Linked DNA regions of Homo sapiens: regions 2 and 3 are each linked to region 1. Evidence: chromatin contacts called from ENCODE Hi-C data. All regions are on one chromosome and are shown on one strand. Each heading gives the region's core, a stretch centred on a gene start or an enhancer-like site at or near the end of the contact. The rest is flanking DNA. Distances are from core to core; before and after follow the strand shown. Region 1 holds the start of MAP3K7 (mitogen-activated protein kinase kinase kinase 7). Region 2 holds the start of SMIM8 (small integral membrane protein 8). Region 3 holds the start of SYNCRIP (synaptotagmin binding cytoplasmic RNA interacting protein).

The links. A loop is a pair of places that touch in the nucleus more often than their neighbours do. Pooled maps may share reads with other maps.
Region 2: a loop to region 1 is called in a map of B cell, with 16 times the contacts of the local background. The contact joins the promoter of SMIM8 here to the promoter of MAP3K7 in region 1. A Hi-C loop is called at or near these places in 3 of 168 maps with a recorded cell type or tissue (B cell and CD8-positive, alpha-beta T cell) and 6 of 50 pooled maps.
Region 3: a pooled map shows a loop between it and region 1 (22-fold over the local background). The contact joins the promoter of SYNCRIP here to the promoter of MAP3K7 in region 1. A Hi-C loop is called at or near these places in 7 of 50 pooled maps.

The regions. Positions count from the first base shown.
Region 1 is chr6:90,584,981-90,589,370 of GRCh38, reverse strand. It overlaps MAP3K7 (mitogen-activated protein kinase kinase kinase 7), which reads left to right and starts at 2,299. Exons shown (of 17, transcript NM_145331.3): 1 at 2,299-2,607. The coding sequence starts at 2,488. LOC124901363 (a long non-coding RNA gene) reads right to left here and starts at 2,577. Exons shown (of 2, transcript XR_007059680.1): 1 at 1,416-2,577. RefSeq lists silencers at 2,167-2,363, 2,360-2,479.
Region 2 is chr6:87,320,066-87,324,767 of GRCh38, reverse strand. It overlaps SMIM8 (small integral membrane protein 8), which reads right to left and starts at 2,180. Exons shown (of 4, transcript NM_001042493.3): 1 at 2,136-2,180. GJB7 (gap junction protein beta 7) reads left to right here. Exons shown (of 3, transcript NM_198568.3): 2 at 1,725-1,902. RefSeq lists a silencer at 2,069-2,358.
Region 3 is chr6:85,641,170-85,645,543 of GRCh38, reverse strand. It overlaps SYNCRIP (synaptotagmin binding cytoplasmic RNA interacting protein), which reads left to right and starts at 2,658. Exons shown (of 11, transcript NM_006372.5): 1 at 2,658-2,747; 2 at 4,093-4,252. The coding sequence starts at 4,105. RefSeq lists silencers at 1,579-2,598, 3,189-3,338, 3,559-3,608.

The DNA.
Region 1 (4,390 bases), core at 1,050-3,549:
TATTACTTAGGATTATTTGGTTACAAGTGACAAAAATACAACTTGGACCAGCTTAAATGAAATGGTAATTTACTAGCTCACATAACCAAATCACAGAATGTAAGAGATGGATTGGACCTTGGGAATGACTGAACCCAGAGACATAAACACTGATGAAACTTTCCATCTATTACTAGAAGCTAGGGAAAAGGCGCAGGCAGACAAAAAAGAAAAAAGTAATCTGCAAGCAAGTTGGACAAAAATTGATTTTAGACTGGCATCAATATTAGAAGTCCAAATCAGTGGATAAAACATAGAAGTGTTGGGGTAGAAGATATTCAAAATCATGTAATCAATTCACTTTGAAATGCATCTAGCAAAATGGTAGATGGATGTAAATATGGATGGAGAGATGAGATGCACATATGTATATTATGATAAAGCAAGTATAGTAAAATGTTAAAGGTAGAATCCTGGTGGTGGGCATATAGGTGTTCACCATAAATTCTTTCAACTTTTCTCTATATTTGACATTTTTGTAACAAAATTTTGGGGGGAAAAATCAAGCAGGAGAACTGCATCATGGCTGTGGTAATTAATTAGTCCTTTGTCAAGATTCCAGTCCTAAACTGAAGGTACAGGAAACATATCTTACACTCCAGGGAAAGGGAGGACTGACAAAAGCTATTCATTTGTACAGAATATCTAAGTATTTATTGAGTTCCCACCTGGCAGCAAGATCAAGGTGTTAAAAGGAAATCGGATATAGACCTGCAGAGTTATAGCACAAGGTAAGAAGTGACCATCCTTGTTTGGAAATGCAAGGGGAATGACAGGTGAAAATGACTGTCCCACTGATTATATCAGCTTCTACTGGGTATCAGTGCACCACGCATCATTTCACATGCCCTGATTTCTCACTTGGACAACCAACTGGGTGATGGCATCCTTAAGTGACATAGGAAAATAACATAGGAATATATTTGTGGTGGGTGACAACTTTTGAATTTGCTGTGGTATCTTGAAGTTTAGGTGTTTGTCTAAGTAGAGATGACCAATAGGTCCAGAATTCAGGAAAAATCTTGAGTATTTGGAGATTAGGAGTCATCATTATAAAAATAGTATGAGAAACAGAGACCTTGGGTAAGAGCATGCAAAGAGAGAGTGTACAGTGAAAAGAAATTATCGTTTCTTTCATTTTTTTATCCACTCATCAAACTGTCACTGCGTGTCACTAGAACTACGAATAAAAAGTGACAGAATGTTTCCCAGGAGTTTGTAACTTCTTGATGGTCAAATCCAATGATCTATTTGCAATCCCAAATGTGTTTAACATAATTCCACAGTTAGGCTTTATGTCAAACGGACTATATAAAATTCAACAGTTAGTTTAAAACTAAAACTTGTGCTGGTAGTACAACATGAGCAATACTGACCATCTTGGGGACAGAATGATCTAGTTTGTGAGGACCATAATTGCTTTAAACTCTCAGCGTGTTTTCTCATGTCCTGAAAATGGTGACAAAAATATTCGATTTTCAAGGCGACTGTTGATGATTCATTTACCAATCTAAAGCACTAGTGCCCCGCACTCGTAATCCATAACTTGAGATGAACACACCAAATTATAAATATCTTATTCACCTAATCCGTGGAAAGTTTGTAACACCAAAATATTAACTTCTGTTCTTGATCACTCAGCCTCCATAGTTATTCATGTTGCATGATCTGATTCGCTCTTTTAGAATTTCTCATAGCGTCAGGTACTAGCTCAAAATAACAGGAGCAACTGCTTCTTTCCATATCCCACATTGAGGAAAACACATTTTGCAAGCCGTCTTAAAGAAACAGGTCAACTTAGTTTAGGGATGAAACTTAAAAGTAAGCTTCGTCACAAAAAACACAGTTCAACACCACCTCGCCCGGCTGCAGGCAGCTCAGAGGACAGGAAGTGAGGCCAAGACATATTTCACGCAGCACAGACTAAACCCCAGCTTTTATCTTTCCCGCTGGTCCTTAAGGGACCAACCGTACTGATTTTCCGTCATGTTCCGCGCCACTTCCGTTCGCGCACTTTAATTACGTCAGGCGTCCTCTCTCGCGGTATCATCCGGTTGCTGAGGCCCTGTAATAAAGGTCTCGCGAAATTTGTTCTAGAGGTCCAAGTTTGCTTCTTAGCTTACTCCACCCCACCCCCAACCTGTCCCTCCTTTTCTTTCCAAGTCACAAAATTCTCCCCTCCCCTACCCCGGAGTTTACGGCCCTCCTCCTGTTTCCGATTTCAGCCCGGAACCGGAAGTGTAGTGGGCGGGGCCCGTCGGCGGAAAACGCAGCGGAGCCAGAGCCGGACACGGCTGTGGCCGCTGCCTCTACCCCCGCCACGGATCGCCGGGTAGTAGGACTGCGCGGCTCCAGGCTGAGGGTCGGTCCGGAGGCGGGTGGGCGCGGGTCTCACCCGGATTGTCCGGGTGGCACCGTTCCCGGCCCCACCGGGCGCCGCGAGGGATCATGTCTACAGCCTCTGCCGCCTCCTCCTCCTCCTCGTCTTCGGCCGGTGAGATGATCGAAGCCCCTTCCCAGGTCCTCAACTTTGAAGAGATCGACTACAAGGAGATCGAGGTGGAAGAGGTGAGCGAGGCCCGGCATGGAGACGCCGGTCCCGGCCTGCCCCGCCCCCGCCTCTGCCTGGTGCCGGCTCTGAAGGTGCCTCCCGGGGCCCCTCTAATTCGCGGGACCCTGCGGGGTCCACCCGGGAGACCCCACAGCCCTCAGTAACGTGGGAGTGGGGGTTACTCTCTGAGCTCAACTGCTCGGGAGTAGCTGCCTTTTTTCCTCTCTTGGGTACTCTTGATTTTGGATTTGATATTCCGGTGATAAACAGGAGAATGAACTGGTGAGATAGTGTGGTCCACCAGTTCTCGTATCTGTAAGTAGTAGTTTCAGCGAAGATCGTAGCCGTTCTGGAGTTTCAGTCCGCTGGACGTAATGTTCTTTTTTTTTTTTTTTTTTTTTTGAGACGGAGTCTCGCTCTGTCGCCCAGGCCGGACTGCGGACTGCAGTGGCGCAATCTCGGCTCACTGCAAGCTCCGCTTCCCGGGTTCACGCCATTCTCCTGCCTCAGCCTCCCGAGTAGCTGGGACTACAGGCGCCCGCCACCGCGCCTGGCTAATTTTTTGTATTTTTAGTAGAGACGGGGTTTCACCTTGTTAGCCAGGATGGTCTCGATCTCCTGACCTCATGATCCACCCGCCTCGGCCTCCCAAAGTGCTGGGATTACAGGCGTGAGCCACCGGGCCCGGCCGGACGTAATGTTCTTAATGGCCAAAGATTGTATTATATTCGACTTCTACTTCAGTACCTGGCATGTAGGGGATGCTCAATAAATGCTTGTTAAATTAGTAGATCATCAAGTCTAATAAAGTGTTTCCCTTAGCACCGAATGGTTCTCAATTTCTCCGATACCGCACAGCAATACTCGTAATGTTTAAATGCTCGGCTTTCAGTTGGGCTAATGTAGGTGAATTTCACCATAAGTAACATAGACTGGTCTACGATCAAAAGATGTTTCAAGTAGCATATTCTGAAGAGATAACGAATGATTTCGGTGACAATCAGAATATAATATTAGACTAGAAATCGCTATCAGAAAACCCATATCCTTTCTTTATTCTGCAGTAATTTATTTTAGAACAAGATATTTCAAAGTGACTTTAAAGCGTCGTTTTTCAAATTAACAGGTAAATTGGGTTCTAATGACTATAAAATTTAGAAAAGTAAAAACTGCATATATATTTTTTAAAGACACTTTAGAACTTGTTAAAAACTTTGGTTGAAAATACTATCTCTTACCATTTATTTGCCATTTTTTAAATTTATTAAGCACTTTGCGTTATATAGTCCATGAAAAACCTAGTGAAATATTATAGATTGTCAACGAGTTATGTCTACTTTAAAATTCTAAAATTATTTTTAAGTGTCAGCAAGTTCAAAGTAGTGAGATAACGTTCAACAAATAAATTTTTTTTCCTGTGCATGTTTTGGAAGAGTAATGGATTACTGAATTATATATGTTTTATCACATAAAGTAACTTTAGAGATTATTGAGAATATCCTCATTTTACAAGATAATATGGTGGAAAGAGCAAGGTCTTTGGAGTTAGAGGAAAGTTCAGTGTATCAGATATGCCATTTATTAGCTGTGTGATTTGGGGCAAGTTTCCTAACCCCTTTGAATTTTAGTTTACTCTAAGAAAGGGCTAATAAATTCTGTTTCATTTTATCTGCATAACAGATCTTAGTAGACATTATATGCAAAACACCTACCACAGGGCCTGACACATATTAGGAAACCTAGTTCCAGAGAGGAAATGTGACCTGCTTTAAGGTCATATGGCTAAAAGAAGACCTGTAT
Region 2 (4,702 bases), core at 931-3,430, 3.3 Mb after region 1:
GAACCAAAAAAGAGCCCACATCGCCAAGTCAATCCTAAGCCAAAAGAACAAAGCTGGAGGTATCACACTACCTGACTTCAAAGTATACTACAAGGCTACAGTAACCAAAACAGCATGGTACTGGTACCAAAACAGAGATATAGATCAATGGAATAGAACAGAGCCCTCAGAAATAACGCCACATATCTACAACTATCTGATCTTTGACAAACCTGAGAAAAACAAGCAATGGGGAAAGGATTCCCTATTTAATAAATGGTGCTGGGAAAACTGGCTAGCCATATGTAGAAAGCTGAAACTGGATCCCTTCCTTACACCTTATACAAAAATCAATTCAAGATGGATTAAAGACTTAAACGTTAGACCTAAAACCATAAAAACCCTAGAAGAAAACCTAAGCATTACCATTCAGGACATAGGCATGGGCAAGGACTTCATGTCTAAAACACCAAAAGCAATAGCAACCAAAGCCAAAATTGACAAATAGGATCTAATTAAAGAGCTTCTGCACAGCAAAAGAAACTACCATCAGAGTGAACAGGCAACCTACAAAATGGGAGAAAATTTTCACAACCTATTCATCTGACAAAGGGCTAATATCCAGAATCTACAATCAACTCAAGCAAATTTACAAGACAAAAACAAAGAACCCCATCAAAAAGTGGGCGAAGGACATGAACAGACACTTCTCAAAAGAAGACATTTATGCAGCCAAAACACACATGAAAAAATGCTCACCATCACTGGCCATCAGAGAAATGCAAATCAAAACCACAATGAGATACCATCTCACAGCAGTTAGAATGGCAATCATTAAAAAGTCAGGAAACAACAGGTGCTGGAGAGGCTGTGGAGAAACAGGAACACTTTTACACTGTTGGTGGCCTGTAAACCAGTACAACCATTGTGGAAGTCAGTGTGGCGATTCCTCAGGGATCTAGAACTAGAAATACCATTTGACCCAGCCATCCCATTACTGGGTATATACCCAAAGGACTATAAATCATGCTGCTGTAAAGACACAAGCACACGTATGTTTATTGCGGCATTATTCACAATAGCAAAGACCTGGAACCAACCCAAATGTCCAACAATGATAGACTGGATTAAGAAAATGTGGCACATATACACCATGTAATACTATGCAGCCATAAAAAATGATGAGTTCATGTCCTTTGTAGGGACATGGATGAAATTGGAAATCATCATTCTCAGTAAACTATCGCAAGAACAAAAAAGCAAACATCACATATTCTCACTCATAGGTGGGAATTGAACAATGGGAACACATGGACACAGGAAGGGGAACATCACACTCTGAGGTCTGTTGTGGGGTGGGGGGAGGGGGGAGGGATAGCATTGGGAGATATACCTAATGTTAGATGTCCAGTTGGTGGGTGCATCGCACCAGCATGGCACATGTATACATATGTAACTAACCTGCACATTGTGCACATGTACCCTAAAACTTATAATAATAACAAATAAATAAATAAACAAAACAAAACAAAAGTATCTTTCCACCTCTTGGATGTAGTACTGTCTCTGAAAAAAGGGGAAAGGCTTTGCTGGCGACAGCCTGAGTACTGACAATCTGAGTCTCATCTGGCTTCCCCCAATGTCATGGACTACTGTTCGGTGCCGAAGGCTTACTCAAAGACAGACGCATTGGAAGCCTCCAAAAGAAAACTTCATTCCGTTAAGTTCTACACATTGTGTTGCAGGGCTGAAAAAGCACGAGTGTCCGCACTATGACAAAAGAAAAGCGGCGTCTCCTCAAAACACCACCATGTTCCCCTATGAGTCTGGTGAGCCAAGACACTAAGAAACTGCAGGAAACGAGAGAGTTCTCGGGGTGGGGGTGTCCATGGATGAAGCACCGAACAAACTGGAGCCCGCAAGGTGAGTACGGGAAATGGGCTCTGTGGGGCCAGAGAGCTTCACCGACTTGGGGTGCGGGTACAGGGAGTCCACGGAGAGGCAAAGATTTGGGCTATCCGAGAGGACGCTCCCTCCCTGGGAGGGAGACCGGCAGGGCAGCTGGGAAGGGCAGAGACGGGAGCGTGATGGTGCGGCCGCCCTGGCCCCTCCAGGCCGGCGCCCAGCCACTCAACACCACCGAAGCCGCCGCTTACCTTTCGCGGGGTCACCTCCTCTCCTCGCCCGAGACGCCCCGCCCCGCTTCGCCGCCCCGCCTGCTAGAGAGAGCGGCGGAGGGCGCCCCGCCCGGCGCCACAGCGTCCCCTGTCTTCCGGAGGCTGCGGCGCAGCGGCGCGGGGCTGCGGGGACCCATCCAGTGCTAGCCTTTCCGGTTCTGAGGACCTCGCGCCCCTCCTTGGGGTCTGCGGGCTGAAGTGTGCAAGGGACGTTTTTGCTTTCTTCCCTTTTTGACCTTTAGTTTTCCACCTCCCAACTTCAAATTACGTTCCAGTTCGGTGTGTATGTTTGTATAAATAAAAGGAGACATCTCCTAGAAGTATGTTTATTTCATGAAAGTGGAAAGCATTCTGATTTGGGAAAGAAAGCTAGATCTGATTTCTTCCTACCCCTACTTTAGGGGAACAGTCATTTAAGTGTAGAGTTAATACTCTGCCATTACGTTAGGGCCTTGAGAGTCCAAGATGCAGGATGTATGCAGGTGCAGTTGAGACAAGAATAGATATAGGGATGCTGGTTTGCACATACTTTGCTGATGTTTAAGTTTGTTGGGATACACGTGAAAACTGATGTGGTTTGGCTCTGTGTCCCCACCCAAATCTCATATGGAATAATAGCCCCCTTGTGTTGAAGGAGGGGCCTGGTGAGAGGTCACTGAATCATGGGGCCGACTTCCCCCTTGCCATTCCCATGATGGAGTTCTCAGAAGATGTTTGTTTATAAGAGTGTAGCACTTCCCCCTTCACACTCTCTCTCTTTCTCTCTCTCTCCTGCACCACGGTAAGACGTGCTTGTTTCCTCTTCCACCATGATTGTAAGTTTCCTGAGGCCTCTGGAGCCATACCTCCTGTACAGCCTGTGGAACTGTGAGCTAATGAAACCTCTTTTCTTTATAAGTTACCCAGCCTCAGGTGGTTCTTTCTAGCAGTGTGAGAAGAGACTAATACAAAAACCAAAAATAAAATTCTAAGCACCACCATCACCAACCCACCCCTGAAAGGAATGGACCTCTGTCTTGGCCAAGGTAATCTCAAAAAAACCCTGAAAAATGAGTTCAGGCCCTGATGGGAAGGGGTGGGCGGTTGGATATGCCTCATTATACCTTCCTCCCGTTGGAGGTTAGACACAACTGACCAGCATTAACATTAAAACGGAGATCGTAAGACTGGTAAAATATACTGTAGCAATAAGAAAATTCCAACCTGACTCTGGAATAACATCACGTGACACATAGTGGGACCTGAAAGAAATAAAAATATGTTACCCCAAAATATATTTATTTGACTATTTTGAAATGGCCTCGCAAAGCTGTCTCTTGTTGGGGAAAACTTACATTCTATAGAAAATCTCTTTCCCTTACTAGATCTTTTTTTTTTTTTTTTTTGAGATGGAGTGTCGGAGTGTCACTCTGTCACCCAGGCTGGAGTGCAGTGGCATGATCTCGGCTCACTGCAACCTCCACCTCCTGGGTTCAAGCAATTCTCCTGCCTCATCCTCCCGAGTAGCTGGGACTACAGGTGTATGCCACCAAGCCTAGCTAATTTTTGCATTTTTAATAGAGACAGAGTTTCACCATATTGGTCAGGCTGGTCTCGAACTCCTGACCTCAGGCAATCCACCCACCTCGGCCTCCCAAAGTGCTGGGATTACAGGCGTGAGCCACTGTGCCTGGCCCCTTACTAGGTCTTTTCCAGAGAGTCTGACATCTTTTAAGGTCTGATAAGAGACATTCACATCTATTCTTTGAAGCCAGCTACCCGGAGGCTTTATCTACATAAGGAGAACCTTGGCTGCCACAACACCCCCGCTTACCTTAACTCCAGCTGGCTTCACATCTTCAGGCAGAGCTTAACTCTTTCAACTAATTGAAAATGTGAAAAATCTTTGAATTCATCTTTGACCTGGAAGCCCACCCCCACGCTGCTTTGAGATGGGCCAAACCAATGTATACCTTACATGTATTGATACATGTCTTTGCCTGTAACTTCCATTTCTCTAAAATGTATAAAATCAAGCTGTAGCCCGACCACCTTGGGCACATGTTCTCAGGACTGCCTGAGGCTGTGTCACAGGCCATGGTCCTTAACATTGGTGAAATAAACCTCTAAATTGATTGAGACCTATCTCATAGACTTTCTGGTTTACACAAGTTATATTAAAATGAACAGAATAGTTGGAATAGAAGGTACCAATATTTTGGCATGGGTTTATGTAAAGCTTTGGTAAATATGTTTCGAATTTAAAACTTTTTCTCCCAAGCCAAATTAACTTCACATTTGATTTGAGGTTTAATTTTTAAAAATTTTTAATATTTATGTGTATGTATTTATGGGGTACATGAGATATTTTGGTACAAGCATACAATGAATAATAATCACATCAGGGTAAATGGGGTATCCACCACATCGAGGATTTATCATTTATGTTACAAACATTCCAATTATACCCTTAGTTATTTTTAAATGTACAATCAACTATTGCTGACTGTAGTCACCGTGTTGTGCTATCAAATACTAGATCTTATTCATTTTATCTGACTATACTT
Region 3 (4,374 bases), core at 1,409-3,908, 4.9 Mb after region 1:
TATTTGGGAGACAGAATTGATAGGACTTGATTAACTGATATGGCAGTGTAGAGAAGGAAGTGCCTTGAATGATCCGCTCCAGCAATTCATGTGGGGGATGTTAATTGAGATGGGAACTCTGTAGACGGAAGACTGGGGGAAGATCACGTGCTCAGTTTCTTGAAATGCCCATCTGGAGTGCCAGAAAGCCCACATAAACATTGAGGGCGTGGCTAGAGAAAGGAATTAGATGTCAGAGAACAGCTAGAGATTTTAATTTGGGAGCTTTGCCCAGGTTAAGGCACTTTAAAAAATTTTTTTTAATACCCAGGAAGGTCTAAACAAAGTGTTACATGTTTCAGACTCATTTTTATTCTTTTTTTTTTTGAGACGGAGTCTCGCTCTGTCGTCCTGGCTGGAGTGCAGTGGCGCGATCTCCGCTCACTGCAAGCTCCGCCTCCCGGGTTAACGCCATTCTCCTGCCTCAGCCTCCAGGGTAGCTGGGACTACAGGCGCCCGCCACCACGCCTGGCTAATTTTTTTGTATTTTTAGTAGAGACGGGGTTTCACCGTGTTAGCCAGGATGGTCTCGATCTCCTGACCTTGTGATCCGCCCGCCTCGGCCTTCCAAAGTGCTGGGATTACAGGCGTGAGCCACCGCGCCCGGCCAATTTTTATTCTTGTTTAATCCATGGTATGACTCTTATTTTCATAGTTTTCTATTAAACATTTTGTTTTTCATGTATATCATTAACCACGACCTCTGCATTGTGAACAAAAATCCCTATGGCTGAAGCAGCTGAATATCACATATGTTTGATAGTAAGGAATCTGGGGTGGTGGAGATCTCAAATCCTTACTAAACAGGTTGGCTATGTGGTGCTTTGGCTAAAACATACTTCATATCTGATCCAAGTAGCTATGAAAATAATCTAGCATTTTATGTGCTTGTGCACTTTGAAGAGTGTTTATCTAACTTTTCCTCAAACCACTGATTTGTTATCATAGCACAGAGCTCATCTGGGGAACCAGTAAGCTCTTAAAAATAAGCTTTTTAATCAAAAGGACATTGTTTCTATTTTTCATTACAGCTGCCCTGGATAAAATTAGTATCCATATCGCGTCTGTAATTCAAATGCCTTTGTCTTGTCTTTCTTGTACCTAGTAAACGATTATAAAGGAAACGTCATTTCACAGAAGATTTAGTTGCCAAGGTTTTTTTTAAAAGAAACACAGACATTTTTCTCAAAGTTGTTCTAACCACGCAGCTTTGTGCTGTTTCAAGTTGCTCAAACTGTGCCAGGAGGAAGCCCTTAACTGCTTAAAAGGCCAGGGACTGAAACGGAGTATTGCACAACCCTTCACCACCGGGCGGTTTCGCTTCCAAATCTGGCCTTCGTGTCATCCCAAGGCAGGAGCCGCTCCTCGCTCCACTGGAGCCAGCCCCGTTCCCCCTTCAAAAGCAGCCGGGGTTTCCGCGTCCAAGCCTGGGGCGCCCCTCCCTTCGCCGAAGGTTCCCGTGAAAGCGGAGCCGCGCGGCTGCGAGGAGGGCCCACTGTCCAGTTGGGGAGATCGAGTCTCCAAGGGCGACTCTCGCACTCGAGTACCGCCAGTCCGGCGGACCAAAGGTCCGCGGGTCTCCGCGCCGCTCCCCTCCCCCTTGGCCCCATTGTCTGCCTCGCCCCGCCCCGGGGGACACGTGCGCCTGCAGCTTCCCGAGGAGGAGAGCGCGGGGCGGTGGCAGCGGCGTGGACACCGCCTGGAACGGCTACGCGGCCGCGGAGCCGGGGGCGGGGGCCGGGCGCGCACAGACCGGTGGGTGCCCTCCGGGAAGCGGCAGTCGCACTCAGCGCCCACAGCACTCTGCCCCGCCAGCCCCGGACCGGGCAGGGATGGGGCGGGCGGGAGCTCGGTGGGGGTGGCGTGCGCATGGTGTCGCGGGGAGGGGGTGGGGTGGGGCGGGGTGGGGAGATGCCAGTCTCCTGACAAAGGAAAACGAGTGGGACACGCTGAGCCGGCCCGCCCCGCCTGGAGGGGAGAGGGAGGGGGAGTGTCGGGAGGGGAAGGGGCGGGCCTTTCATTCAGTCTCGGCCCCTCGGCCGCCACCGTCGGAGCGGAAGGGCGGGGTCTTGTGCCTCCCCCACCCCCAACCCAAGGGGTGAGGAGCGGGGAAGGCGGCGCGGCGTGGGGGCGGAGCCCGCGGGCGCGCGTCCCGAGGCGTAGGCTACGTTGTCACGTCAGCGCGGGAGAGAGAAAGAGAGGAGCCGACTCGGCAGGGACTGGGGGACCGGGCCGAGAGTGCGAGCGAGCGAGGGAGGGAGTGAGGGAGCGTGCGAGCCAGAAGGGGAAAGGCGGCCACTCGTGCCTGAGCGACCGCAGAGGGGAGTGGGAGCAGTGGGGTAAAGGAGCGGGGGGCGGGAATAAGAAAGGCCGAGAGAAGGCGGACAGAGGCTAGTGGTGGTGGTGGTGGTAGGGGGAGAAGGAGGAGCTGGAGGAGGGCAGGGGCTGAGGGAGTGAGTGAAGCGGACGCGCGAGGGAGGGGAGGGAAGGGAAGGGAAGGGAAGGGGGGGTCACGCGGGGGCGCGCGCGCGCACCGGGAGCGCGCTCGGAGGCGAGTGGAACTGGATCGGGTTTGCTGCCAGCGGCGTGAGCTTCGGCCGCCATTTTACAACAGCTCCACTCGCGCCGGACACAGGGAGCAGCGAGCACGCGTTTCCCGCAACCCGATACCATCGGACAGGATTTCTCCGCCTCAGCCCAACGGGGAGGTAACGACTGCCAGAACCTGGGTGTGGGAGGGGAGCTCCATGACATTGTGGAGTGAGCTGGGGGAGGGTGGCGCGGGTAGAAACCGGCTTTTCTGGAAAATGGATTCCAATGGGGAGAAGAGCACGTTGACTGGGGCTGCCTGGGAGTAGGCCGCGGCCCGCGCCGCCACTTCCTCCTTTCCATGTGCTGCTGCGGTTCGGGCTTTGTCTGCGGCGCTTTGGGAGGAGGCGCCTCCACGGTCCCGTGGCCCGCACGGACCGCGAGCGGCTTCAGAGTTGGTGCTGTCGTGGCGGTCGCCGCGGCGCGGGAGTGGGCGGAGAGGAGTGGGTCTTGTCCTGCAGCCGTGCGGCGAGCTTGGGCGGTGCTCACGGTCCCGCGGGCGTTGAGCCGTCCGCTGAACGCCCTCACGCTGCTGGGTTGCCGGGCAGGCGTCGCAGTCACTGCACGGAAGGGTAAGGGGTGGGGACCTGCACAGCGCGCCACGGGTCACGTCTCGGCCGGGCGGGCGGCCGGGGGTCGTCGGCGCCCGGGGAGCGCCAGGGGCGGAGAGCCATGTGTCACGGCGGAGACGGCGGCGCTGGGGGGCGGGGAGAGCCTGTGGCCTGGCGCCGCCGGTGCCTCGGTGTTCAGGGGAGAGATTGTGCTGCTGCAGCTTTCTGGGGGCTCCGACCGCGGCTTCGGGTTGATGTTGGGAACCAGTGATGGTCGTCTTGGTTTGGGATTCGTTGGGTTGCCGTTGAAGGAAGTTGTAGGACATTGGAAGGCGCAGAGCACGTGTTTCTAATGGGCTCCTGGCGGCCGCAGTGGTGAGACTGCCGCTCTGGGTGCGGAGTCAGGGGCGGGCTTTGGGGTGCGGGGTTAAAGGGTGGAGAAATTGGGTGGTGGGAAGGTGGCTTGTATGAGCGCTTTGTTCTTCGCTGGCTGTTGTTACCGATCTATAAGCGGCAGGCGGGAAAAGCGCGCACTTTGGGGGTTTATCTTTGAGAGAGAGGAGCCCAGTTTTGCTTTCTCCACACACACCTCATTTTCCGAACGGGCACAGCTGCATGTGGCACGCTGGCTCGTACCCGTGCTGATTGGGCTCTATTTGTAATATGGTTTTTCCTAGGGAGTGTTAGCAGGTGAGTCAGGGGTGGTGCTGAGGAAGAATATGGTGAATCGGTCCTTCTGTGCCCTGTGCTCCAAATCTGGCTTGTCAGGCGATAGTGACTGTAAGGCTTTTTTAAAGGGAGGTATAGGCTAGCTGGTGTAGTAAATGGTAGAGAAAGTAAAGATGGGGCTCTCATATTGTCTTGTATTCTTTTTGAAGATCCTAGTTTAATTTTGCTTATTGCGTTTGAACAGATCTCTGGAAACATGGCTACAGAACATGTTAATGGAAATGGTACTGAAGAGCCCATGGATACTACTTCTGCAGTTATCCATTCAGAAAATTTTCAGACATTGCTTGATGCTGGTTTACCACAGAAAGTTGCTGAAAAACTAGATGAAATTTACGTTGCAGGTAAGAACTAACACTTGCAAAATTACATTATGAAATTTTTCTATTGGATTTCTGGCTTTGAGCTAAAATAGCAACTTTTTGTGGTTTCCAATAAGTGTGGGTACTGGAGTTTTGCTTGTTGT